Linked DNA regions of Mus musculus: all the other regions are linked to region 3. The links are chromatin contacts, found by Hi-C or POLR2A ChIA-PET in ENCODE. All regions are on one chromosome and are shown on one strand. The core of a region is the stretch at or near the end of the contact, and the rest is flanking DNA. Distances in the headings are between cores, read along the strand shown.

Evidence for each region. Hi-C counts contacts between places; a loop is a spot of excess contacts on that map. ChIA-PET counts read pairs that join two places held with the same protein, here RNA polymerase II (POLR2A).
Region 1: a loop to region 3 is called in a map of gastrocnemius, with 2.6 times the contacts of the local background. The contact joins the enhancer-like site here to the promoter of Bmpr1a in region 3. A Hi-C loop is called at or near these places in 7 of 37 maps with a recorded cell type or tissue (gastrocnemius, heart and left cerebral cortex). POLR2A ChIA-PET finds 5 or more read pairs at or near these places in 4 of 5 experiments (Patski and embryonic stem cell).
Region 2: a loop to region 3 is called in a map of left cerebral cortex, with 7 times the contacts of the local background. The contact joins the enhancer-like site here to the promoter of Bmpr1a in region 3. A Hi-C loop is called at or near these places in 21 of 37 maps with a recorded cell type or tissue (CH12.LX, Patski, T-helper 1 cell and 8 more). POLR2A ChIA-PET finds 5 or more read pairs at or near these places in 4 of 5 experiments (Patski and embryonic stem cell).

What each region holds. Positions count from the first base shown.
Region 1 is chr14:34,458,818-34,462,640 of GRCm38, reverse strand. Bmpr1a (bone morphogenetic protein receptor, type 1A) reads left to right here. Exons shown (of 13, transcript NM_009758.4): 2 at 2,029-2,142. Among named protein-coding and RNA genes, the nearest start is that of Bmpr1a, 42 kb to the left of the region's middle. Within about 2 kb of position 1,254, at least 1 of the 3 ENCODE cell types and tissues checked has a DNase peak (open chromatin) inside an H3K27ac peak, as active enhancers do; it is gastrocnemius, where a contact is called at or near this core.
Region 2 is chr14:34,546,812-34,550,756 of GRCm38, reverse strand. The region is part of intron 10 of Ldb3 (LIM domain binding 3); the gene reads left to right. Among named protein-coding and RNA genes, the nearest start is that of 9230112D13Rik, 26 kb to the right of the region's middle. Within about 2 kb of position 2,021, at least 3 of the 3 ENCODE cell types and tissues checked have a DNase peak (open chromatin) inside an H3K27ac peak, as active enhancers do; they include gastrocnemius, heart and left cerebral cortex, where a contact is called at or near this core.
Region 3 is chr14:34,500,245-34,504,061 of GRCm38, reverse strand. Bmpr1a (bone morphogenetic protein receptor, type 1A) reads left to right here and starts at 1,516. Exons shown (of 13, transcript NM_009758.4): 1 at 1,516-1,667.

The DNA of each region.
Region 1 (3,823 bases), core at 5-2,504, 41 kb after region 3:
CGAAAAGAAAAAAAAGCCAAAAACTTGTGAACACATATTTACAGTGCTAACAGTGACCTAGTAAGTTAAGTGATTTGGACCATTTTGCTTATGTAAATCCTGTATCTATGCTTGCATTTATAGAGGTCCTTCTTCTGCATTTTTTGGATTTCTAGTATGTAAAAAATGATCTGTAGACCTGTACTGTGAAGCAAATCTTTTTATTTCATTTTTTTTTTTTGTTTAACTTTTGAGGTACAGAAAGATTTTCTCAGTAGGCTGTAAGATTAGGTTTGTTTGTGATTTGTTTGTTAAGATTTATTTTAGTGAGTGTTTTGCTTGTATGTATGACTGTGCATCACATGAATTCTTGGTGCCTGAGGTCAGAAGGAGAGGTCAGATCCCCTGAGCAGGAGTTACAGATGGTAGTGGACCACCATGTGGGTGCTGGGAACTGAACCCAGGTTCTGGAAGAGAAGTTAGTGCTCTTACCTGTGAGCCATCTCTACAGCCTCCAAGATTAACTTTTAAATTTTTGTTTCTGAAATTATTTTCCTGTTATTCACCTATGAGAGCATAACAGGAGACTAAATAATTTGGATTTTGAATTATGGTATATTTGGATATTGGGGCTGGATAATGTGTTTCTTCTCTTTTAAAAAATTAATTTTAAATTTAGCCTAAAACTCAAATCTTTCTTTGCTGTGAAAAAAAATGTTATAATAATTAGTGTTGTAATAAGCAATGGTTTGCATGTTATTCATCATTTGATCCATTGCAATTATCTGGTAAAGTGTTTAAATAAAGGTACATCAATGGCCTATTTTTACTTTTATGTAAGTTAATGTAACACAGTGATTATCTCACTTCTGTTTGGAGTGGACTCAAGTCCCTCCAACCCCCTAAATGATTTTAGAGTAAACTTTGTGCCATTTCTCTAGTATCATATGTGTGTGTGTGTGTGTGTGTGTGTGTGTGTGTGTGTGTGTGTATGTGTGTTGTTTATTTATTTAATCAACTTAGGGGAAATTTTTCTAAGATATAAAGATTTTGGATTAAAAAAATAAAAACACCAGTCCTTCAAATCTATTTTCCCTTCCTTCATTTCTTAGTGACATTCTAAGAGTAGGTTTGAAAACTGCTGGGGCCTGGTTATATTGTGGATAATGATAGCATTGAGAGGAACCAAGAAGGCTCCTAAGTGCAGACAGTGTTACTAATAGCTGTCAGGGTCTGCTCATTTCTTGGACAATGAAAGATTTCTCTGTGGCAGCCCATCTGCTGAGTGGACTCTTTAAAGACGGTTGCTGTCTTCTATGTTGGACTGGTCTTGAGTTGCCCCAGGTGATGTGAATTTAGTTACTATTGCCAAGACTGTCAGACCTCAGCATACTGTCATTGAATGGTCTGAAGACAAAAGGATTGACCTTGTGATAGGATATAGTTATATTCATATTGCTTTTGAAAATTTCTTTCTGTATGAAACATAGTATTTTTCCTCTTTGAAGTTTTAATTAAAAAAAGTCAATGAAATTGTTTTAAATTTTTACGCTAGGCAGGAGGAGGATGATGAGCTCCTGGAGTCCATAGTGTAAGTGAGCATGTATATTTTTAAATAAATTAAAAATTGTTATTGTTTGCCATCTTGCATTTTTGTAAATGTCCCTTGAAGCAGTAGGGTCTTTAAGGACAGTGTTAGTGTGTATGGACCCCCTCCATATTAAACAAATAAAAATTTTTAGGCAGTCTACAAGAAAGGGAAAAGTGAGATTGCAAGAAAATTGTTTCATGTTCTTTTAGTTGATTTGTTTTAAATTGGTATTGTTCATTAAAACCTAAGTTTAACATAAACATTTGTACCTAATTGCCTCGAAGATTGCACTGTGTCATTTCCCTAAGTACTGTATCTTCTTTTGGCCAGTAATTGTTCATTGACTTTACTTTGAAAATAAATAATTTTACCTATGAAAAATTTTTAGTGCTCTTTTACACATTTTATTCTGACATTAAAAGCTTTTTCTTAAATAAGTCTTTTTTTTTTTAAAGCAGATTTATGAAAATATGCATCGCTTTGATACTGTCTTGGAATTCATGAGATGGAAGCATAGGTCAAAGCTGTTCGGAGAAATTGGAACTACAGTTTTATCTAGCCACATCTCTGAGGTAAGGAAAAGATTAAAGAAAATGAAGTTGTCATGTCCGCTCTCGACCAACAAGAATGACACGACCACCAGTTCTTCTAACAGCAGTTTATTCAGCAAGCTTCAGTCTTCATCTCTCTCACTTCATCTTTTTCTCCCCCGAACCCCGGGCCTCTCACTCTTAAATACTCTCAGCCCCCATCCACTCACGGCAGGCCATGTCACCTCACCAGGCACGCAGCTTCAGCCAATCAGGGCGGCAGGGGCATGTCTTCACCAAATATGGACTTGTTTACACCGCCAGCATCATGGTGCACCTGCGCAGCTCTCACGATGGTCGTGGCTTATTTTCAGGTGTATGAGGAAGTCAGGTGCAAGTCTTGAGACTTAGCTGCAGTCCCGGTGCCATCTTGGGGCTGCTGCCACACCCGCTCCTCACATGAAGTCATAAAAAATGCTTTCTTTATCACTGAAGGCAGACTGTGTGTACTTGTGTATTTTGTGCACTGTGTGTATTGTGTGTACTGCTTCCACAAAATCTTCACTTGTGGTCCTTTAGTGTCCTTGTAACACCAGAGCTTTGTGTTAACTATTCAGCTTCTCGAATCACCTTCCTTACAAATTAATAATTTTAATATATTTTCGTGTTACAAATAGGTGGTAGCCTATTAAGAACTGCCTTGAGATCCAGTTTTGTCTGTGTTAGTCAGCTTCCCTTAGTGTCATGAGACATCTGTGGTAATTAACTTATAAAGAGGAAAGATTTATTTTGGCTTAGAGTTCTGAGTGGCCTTGTTGCTTTGGACCTCTAGCAATGCAGCACATCATGGCAGGAGTCCGAGGCACAGCAGATCACTAACCTCCCAAGCACCCAGTTCCAGAGGAAGGCTGGCTCCATTGTCCTTTGCAGAAGCATACCCTCACTGACCTGATGGCTTCCTACAAGACTGCACTGTCTCACAGTTGTGCTACCCTGCAACCCAGGCCTTACTCCTGTACCGGCAGGGGATATTCAGCTAAACCACAGTAGTTAACAGTGTTTTGATAGTCTTCAGTGACATATTCTTTAGTGATAACTTTGTCCTTCATTTGGATGACTTGTGCACTACCTTATAGTTGTAACTGTTAATAAGGTAATTTCTAATCTAGGTGATTCAGAAACTATTTCTTTCATTTTAAAGGGATTACACAAGAGACACAAAACTGTAAGCAACATACGTGAAAGTCTTTCACGACCAACTCCATTGTTCTTCTCCCTAAGTTCCCTTTCACCTGTCTAGTGTCCCGTCTTTTGTAGTCAATTTATTGGTCTGTTTATGTATCTTGAGTTAATTTTAATATCTACCTGTATGTGTTCCTACAGAAGATAGAACATGGTGTTGGATTCCCTGGAAATGGAATTACAAGTGATTGTGAGCCACCTAGTGAGTGTATTGGGAACTGAACTCAGGTCCTCTGGAAGAATAGCAAGCTTGCTATTCTCTCATAACCACTGAGCCATCCCTTCAGTCTGACTTCTTGATTTTCAAATTTATTCTTATAAAAGTATGCATAATGAGAATACCTACTTACAAAGCATGAGGATAAAGTGAAGGATGTAGAAAAATTCTTTTATTAAACTGATTTATTTATTTGTATGGGACTGATACCTGCCATGGTACATATGTGGTCAGAGGATATCTTGTACCAGGCAGTTTTCTCCC
Region 2 (3,945 bases), core at 772-3,271, 46 kb before region 3:
ATCTTGAATTTATAAAAAGCAATGATGATTTTTCATTTACTATTACAATACAAATGTTTTTCTTCACTCAAAACTACTATGGACTATATGGTCTCTCTATATAGTTTGTTTTGCTTTTGAGATGAGATCTCTATGTGGTCCTGACTGTCCGGGAACGCCATATGTAGATCAGGCTCTGTCTCCCCAATGCTGGGATTAAAGGCATGTGCCACTATGCTCTGCTTTACACATAAAATCTTAATAGACTTTGTGTGTGTGTGTTTGTTGGCAGGGTAGCTCAGGTAGACCAGGCTGATTGTTGATCCTCCTTCCTGGACCTCCCAAGTCCTGGGATTATACGCATGTGCCACCACACCCAGTTTTTAATAGACTTTTTAAAGATCAGTTTTCAGTTCATAGCAAAATCGAATGAAAGGTGTCATTTCCCAAATACCCTATGACCTCACCCCATGAACACACACACACACACACACACTTTTCCAATGCACAAACCATTTGTGGTAAAACGAGGAAGGGAATAAGTTACAGGCCTGCTTAGGGAAAAGAGACGGGTTATTTTAAGGGAGAAGGAAGGGGGCTTGTGTCCTACAAGTGTGAACTGGCCAAGTAGACTTGGGATAAAGAATAACACAAAGTCTAGGCTCCAGAACACATCCTGATAAGGCATTGATGAGACCCAAGGAAGCTTTTCTCTTGAGGCTTTCCTGACTAGAGCGACAGAATCAGTCCCCTGCTTTATGAAGCTCACCGACAACAGAACTGAGTATGGACAGGAAACATTTTAGCATGGGTGGGACACCCAGCCTGCTGTAAGGAATAAGCAAACTACCTCATCTCTCAGACCTGAATTTTCTCATTTGAGTAAGATAGGATTTCTATAACCTCTTGTTATATCTGCAGAGATAAAATAATATCTGTAGTCTGATGCCATCTCTTGCACTTCTGGGCCGAGGAAAGGAAATTCTGAAGTCAGAGCTCCACAGGCTGAGGTGGCATTTTGGAAGGGGAGCGGTACAAATCTCCTACGTAGGAGACAGAATGATCACTCAGTGCGGCCAGGAAACACAGGAAGGCGTTTGCAGAAGCCGGTAGGAGTAGTGTCAGGTGCAGACCTTTCCCAGCAGCACCGCAGGCCCTCCCGGCACCTTTCTTGTCCTGTCCCCGCATGCCCACCAGGGGGCGGCCGGGCCCTCCAGCCGCTTCTCCCGCAGCGGCCTGGGCGGCGGAGACCGGCAGGAGCCAAGGCCTTTCCACGGTTCCCAGACTGTGCAGACGTTAACTCATCCCTGCCTGGAGCAGAGGAGAGGCCTGCCTCCACCCTTCCTTCTCTCCAGGGAGGCTGGGTTGGCAACGGGCTCCGGGGGCGGCTGGTAGGCTGCCAGGCCAGCCGGGGATACGGGCCCGCACCCCGCTCCTCTGCTGGGCTGCGGGGACTTGGGCGCCGCCGAGCACGAGCAGCCCGCTCGCGGCCAGTCCCCGGCCGCAGCTTCCGGGGGGTGGGGGACGGAGGCAGGGCGGGGTTCGAGCCGGCATCTTATCTCTGGCGCCTGGGCTGGGCATCCGTTTCCCCAGAACACCTGGGGCCAGTGGGCGGAGGACACCTTGGTCCCCGGGATGGCCACGTCGGCCTGCGGGCCGGGCGGCGACCCGGGCGCTTGCCGGCGACTTAGCCCGGGCTAAGTGACTCAGATCACCTTGTTGTTTAATTACACAGTCCCGGGGCCGCCAAGTGCGATAGGAGCCCTTTGAACGTGCCAATTAGAGATGAAATATCACCTTCTAATTCGAACCGGCTTAATTCCGTCACGTAGAAATAGCAACAGCCCGGGGCTCGGAGATGGGATATCAGGTTTCTTACGGCATTTGGAGCGTAGAGGGGCGAAGCAGGCAGGAGCTGAGAGGAGAGGGGACCGTGCTCCCCGCATGTCCTCTCCCTTCTCCTTCCCCCTCCCCAGGGATCTGCCCGGGCGAACCGCCCGGAAGAGAAAGTCCTCCTCCTGTTTGTAGCCCCAGCGGGTAGGAGGTAGGAACCTGGTCCAGGATTCCAGCCTTCCTCTCTGGGGCCTTGAGTAGGGGTTTGGAAAACGAAGGCGGTTCAGGAAAGCCTCGGATAGGAGGAAGAGAATGTCTGCCCTACCGAAGGAGCGGTTGGAGAGGGAGGCAAGGTGGGCGAGGGCGGGGTTTACTTGGAAGGAGCATGCTGGAGCCTGGTTCTGCATTCGGAGTGGTTTAGAGGAGCTGATTAGGGTGCGTTTCAGATAGGAAGCTTGCAAGCTGGCTGACCTCGAGTAGCCACTTAAGCTCTCCAGGTTGTCTGTAAAGTTGACTCGCAAGTACTCTGCCTCTTGCTATTACACAAACTCCTGTGCAACACTGTGAAAGCCAGTAGCTCTTGGCAGCCACTGTTGCAAAGAACCATCCGAGAGGCAGACACTTTTAGGAAAAAAAAAAGGCAGGTAAAATTGATTTAAATACATTTTTATTTAGCTCAGCATATGAAAATTTCTGAGTTTTTTGTGTTCTTTATTCAGGGTTTCTCAACTTGCTCTGTAGATCAGGTCTCTAGAGCTGGGATTAAAGGTGTGCACCACTGCACCTGACCTTTTAAAAAATATTTTATTTTATTGTGTGTACATTGGTGTTTTGCCTTTACGTGAGGGCGTCAGATCCCCTGGAATTGGAGTTACAGACAGTTGTAAGCTGCCACGAGGGGGTTGGGAATTGAACCTGGATCCCAGCTTGTGCTCTTAGCCACTGAGCCATCTCTCCAAAGCCATCTTTTCAGCCTCAAATGCGTGTGTGTGTGTGTGTGTGTGTGTGTGTGTGTGTGTGTGTGTGTGTACACTAGAACGCAGGTGCCTACATAGGCCAGAAGAAGGTGTGGAATCCATTGAAGCTTAAGTTTAAGGCAGTTATAAGCCATGAGACATGAGTGTTGGCAATCCAATTCCAGTCTTTTACTAGTACATGCTCTTAACCACTGGGACGTTTTTCCAGACACAGCTCAGTATATTAAAAATGGTTCAGAGCTGGACTCTATTCAGATGCATGCTAGCTATTTCAGAAGCTGAGAAATAAGGTCACTTGAGGCTAGCTGGGTAACACGTAGAGACCCGGCTCAACACACAAACAAGGGGCTGAAGAGGCAGACCCGTGGTTAAGAGCACTAGCTACTCTTCCACAGGACCCACAGCCAACTTACTCCAGTCCCAGAGAATCCAACACGCTTTTGGCTTCCCCTAGGTACTAGGCATGCATGAGGTACACAGACATACATGCAGGCAAACATCTGCACACATTAAATTTAAAAATAAATAAACAGCTTTAACATACAATCAATATAAGATAATTATTACTAAGATACTTTATATTCTTTTATTAAGTCTTCAGATTTTTAAACTGAATAGCACATCTCAATTTAGACTAACTGCCTTTCAGGTGCTTAGTACATAAGGCCATGGCTTGACGATCACACGGCTTTCATTCCTAATTCCTTTTAGAGCTAGGTGTGGAGGCACATGTCTGTAATCCCGCACTCAAGAGGCTGAGATACCAGGATCTCTGAATTGTTGAGGCCAACCTGGAATACAGAGTGAGTTCCAGACTAGCCTGGGCTATATGTCAAAAAACAAACAGCTTGGCTGGGCCTTTGATCTCAGCACTTGAGAGGCAAAGCCAAGCAGAACTCTGGGTTCCAGAATAGCATGATCAACAGAGTGAGTTCCAGGGACAGCCAGAGAAACCCTGTTTCCAAAAAAAAAAAAAAAAAGACCAGCACAGAGGATTGTGGCTTGTAAAACAAGAAGGAAACAAAGGATAGAAGAAATGAAATGAAAAGCAAAGAGAGAAAGACACAGCTTACACAGACTTATACAGAACCCTAAATCTTACAACAGAGGGATGAAGCTGCTTTGAAGTTCTGTGGGATCACCTCTCCCCACTCTC
Region 3 (3,817 bases), core at 267-2,766:
ATTTTTAGTGGATGCAAGAAACCTCTCTGATATCACACTATTCCTTCAGTGCAGTGAGAATATTGCAATGACTCAAGACCCAGACAGCTCAGAAAAAAGACGAGAGAATGTGACTCAAATGTAACAAAAGACAATGGAGGCACTGATGGCCCTAAAGGCAAAAGCTGACGGAGGAGAAAGGGGGCACGAAGGACAGTTAGTTAAAACTAGAATATAAGGGACTGTACATATTTTCAGCTGAATATGAGGGAATACCGTGGGATCTAAGTTTTGTTTTGCTTTTTCCCTCCAGGCCAGAATGTGTGTAAATACACAAGTATGAAGTGCCTGGCACAGTTTCTTCCTTCACTCTTTCTTCTGTCTATTTTAAACAATTTCCCAAGAGATTTATAGTTTTCTCAGAAAAGTGAATTAACAGAACGAATACGAAATATTTGTTGAAATACTTAAACGGAAGAGGTTATATATTTAACGACTGGTTTAAAAAGGGATTATCTTTTCCTTCTTCATCCACAGGCCACTGAATACTTTTAAGGGCATTTTGCATGGCGAATGAGAGGGGAAAGGGAGAAAAGAGGTAGTGACAGTTCTTTGCATTTTTCTAAAAGGATGGAAAGAGCCTCGGGAGGGTATCCGAGGTCACTCGGCTGAGCCAAAGGTGGATTGAGAGTCGTATTTATAGTCCGCTGACTTCAGTTCAGCCGGCTCTCGCCGCTCCTTATCTTACGCCCGAGGAATTCGCAGGCCCGCGGATCACAAGCCACCCCAGCGGCGGGGCCCCCGGGCCGAAACCAGGCTTTCGCTACGTGATCCGGAGAACGCGTGCACCTCCACGTTCCTCCCGGCGGGCCAGAACCAGAGAGCACCGGGGGACGGGGAAGGGAGGGGGTGAGTAATGAATGCAGTGTGCCTTACATCTTTCTTTGCAACCACAACTACGAGACGGGCAACCGATCCCGCACCGGGAGCCTCGGTGCCCTCGGAGCCACCGGGCCGCTTCTCCCGTGGAGCCCGAGCTCCGGCTCTAGAAGGAGTGTGCCCGCATCGTCCACTTCACGCAGCTTTGCCCCAGTGGGCCCCTCCGTCACGCGTGCGGTGGCGGCGGCGGCGTGCGCTGAGGGGCGACCCCCTCCCCTCGGCAAACCTGGCGCCCCCGTGCCGGCGGCCGGGCCTCCTTCCCGGCAGAGGGGCGCCGAACTCCACGGGCCCTTCGGGCGCTTCCGCCGAGCTCTCGGCTCGGTTCGTGTCCGGGGCGGGGCCGGCGCCCCGGCGCGGGTGCGCGCAGAGCTGGCGGGCCCTTCCCAGTGCGCGCGCGCCGGCGCCTCTTGCTCGCCCGAGCCGCCCCTCCCCCCTCCCCCGCTGCCCCTCCCCCGCCCCGCGAACGAGCGAGCGTCCTCCGCGGCTGAGGCGGCAGAGATTGGAATCTGCTTGCCCGCCGCGCGGAGGAGGAGGAGGAGGAGGGCGGAGGGAGGAGGGAAGGGCGGGGAGGGAGGCTCGAGCTCCCGCGCGTCGGCCCCGCGCGAGACGACGACTGTACGGCCGCGCGAGGGGCGACCGGGCCCGGGCCGCTGCACGCCGAGGGCGGAGGCCGAGCCGGGCCCCGCCGCCCCGCGGCTGTCCGTGCCCGCCCGCGCCGAGCGCCGGAGGATGAGTTTCTCGGGATCCCGGTGAGTTGGCGGGTGGCGACGGAGTGCGGGTGCGCCGCGGGAGGCCGGCGAAGTTTGGGGGCGACGGTGGCGGCGCAGGGGAGGCCGCGACGCGCCTCCGCGGGGCCTGCGGGAGAGACCCCCCGGCCCCGCGGCCCGGCCCGCCCGCGCTTGCCCTTTTGTTCGCCTTCGCACCACTCCGGGGACGCTTCTGGAAGCCTTAAATGGGAACGGTGCTCTGCTCCCGCTCCGGAGCTGCGCGGCGGCTGCTGCGGGGACTGGGTCTCGGGACCCTGCTAGAGAACGAGAACGAAGCGTGTTCAGTGCGGGGACGGAGGCCGGGCGAAGTGCTCGGCCCGCCCGCCAACTTGGCTGCGGGAAGGCGCCGGGTTTCCCCCTCCGTCCCTGCGAGTTGGTTCACCTGTTGTTCTGCGCGGCCTCCGCTGCCATGTCTGTTGTGATTCTGCACTTCGATTTCGTAAAACTTTGTGCTGGGTTGCGTTACATCCCCCCAACCCCCGTTTCAGACTCCTAGCGGAAAGATCTGGCAAAGAAAAGGAAAATTAAAAATTAAAAAAAAAAAACCAAAACCAAAAATCCCAAACCTCCAACGCGGCAGGGAAGAAAAATAATAACGCCGTGTGTTAGTCGTGCCTGGCGTTTTTGTGACTTGTAAGTCGTGGTGTGGATCTTTTTCATTTGGTTAAAGAGCTGCAGGCTTTCTCTTTTAAACAGCTTACAAACCGTTCTGACTACATGATACGAACTTAGCACCGGTGTCACGCCATTTACTTCTTAAGATAACCCTGGTTATTGTATTCTTTGTTGCTTTAGAAGAGGAAACCGAGACGCAGAGGTTTAAATAACTTAGATAAGTGAGCCGGGATTGAACCCAGGGACGTCGTATTCAAGAGTATGGCCTTCTTACTAAAGCAAAATTGTGCAAAGACCTAGGAGCGTTGTCTAGTTATTCACGAACTCCTGTGTTGCTTCAGTTGTAAACCGACTTGTGTTTGCTCGTGAGGGGAAATTAAACTTCGAGATAAAATAAAAGGTAATTTAATGCTTATCATTGTTCTCGAACTAAAAGATGTTGAACAAAACTATCTTAGTTTTTGTTTTTTTGTTTTTTTTTTAGTGTCAGAACTAAACTATGAACACTTCTTGGGAACCCAGAGTTTATGGAAAACAGATTTAAAATTGGAATGGGTTTTTAATTAAACCTGTACTCTGTTTTATATCCTCGCCGCCGCCCCCCCCCCCCCAAATCTAGGGGGAGACCTTTTTAACTTTCTTTCCTTCTCCCTACCCTTTTAAGAGTGAAGAGTTCACTGGTTGATCTTTGGTTTGGATTTCTTCTCCATTCTATTTTCCTTCTAGAGGACCTCCTCCCACTTACTAGTTAACATTTTGATTCATTTCCTTTTCTTACCGATTGGGGCATGAATTATCCTCTCTGTTGTCTTGTTGTTTTTGTTGTTGTTGTTCCTGTTGTGTTGATACAGAGTTTCAATACATAGCTCAGGCTGGCCTTCAAGTGGCTGTAGACCAGGCTGGTATTGGATTTTTAAAAGTACACATGTACTTAGGATCTTATAGTTTACAAAAACTTTTCTATAATTTTGCTCTTCTCTCAGGCTGTTATATTTTCTTTTCAAATCATATTAACATTTTGAAGTTTTTTCTTACAAAAGTAATAAATAGTCACTAAAGAGAAATTGCAAAATAGAGCAAAATTGAAGTAAGATTAGAGTGCAGTCATCCATAACCCGTCCTGTGGAGGCTGCCAGGAGTGGACTTATTTTTCCTGCTCCGACTCTGGTGACCATCCATCGACTTAACTCCTTGTTGACAGGATTTCACATTCACAAAGGAGCTGTAGCTTAGTCCCATCTAAACACTGGACTTCTCACCCTTAAAACAGAACCTTGCCATGTTTTCATCAGTGTTTCATTGGAGGGATATGTGCTGTATTCTGACACACTAAGGGTGGGGGGCAACCACACATATTGTCCCTGGACCCGTGGAGCTTAAAGTCTAGTGGGGGAGACATGTGGAAGGATGAGTTCTATATAATTAAGTGTAATTGTGATGATAATTAAAGTGTAGGGTATTATACAGGCTTACAGTGGAGACCTGACCTGGTGCTGGTGCTGCTTAGAGAATCTAGG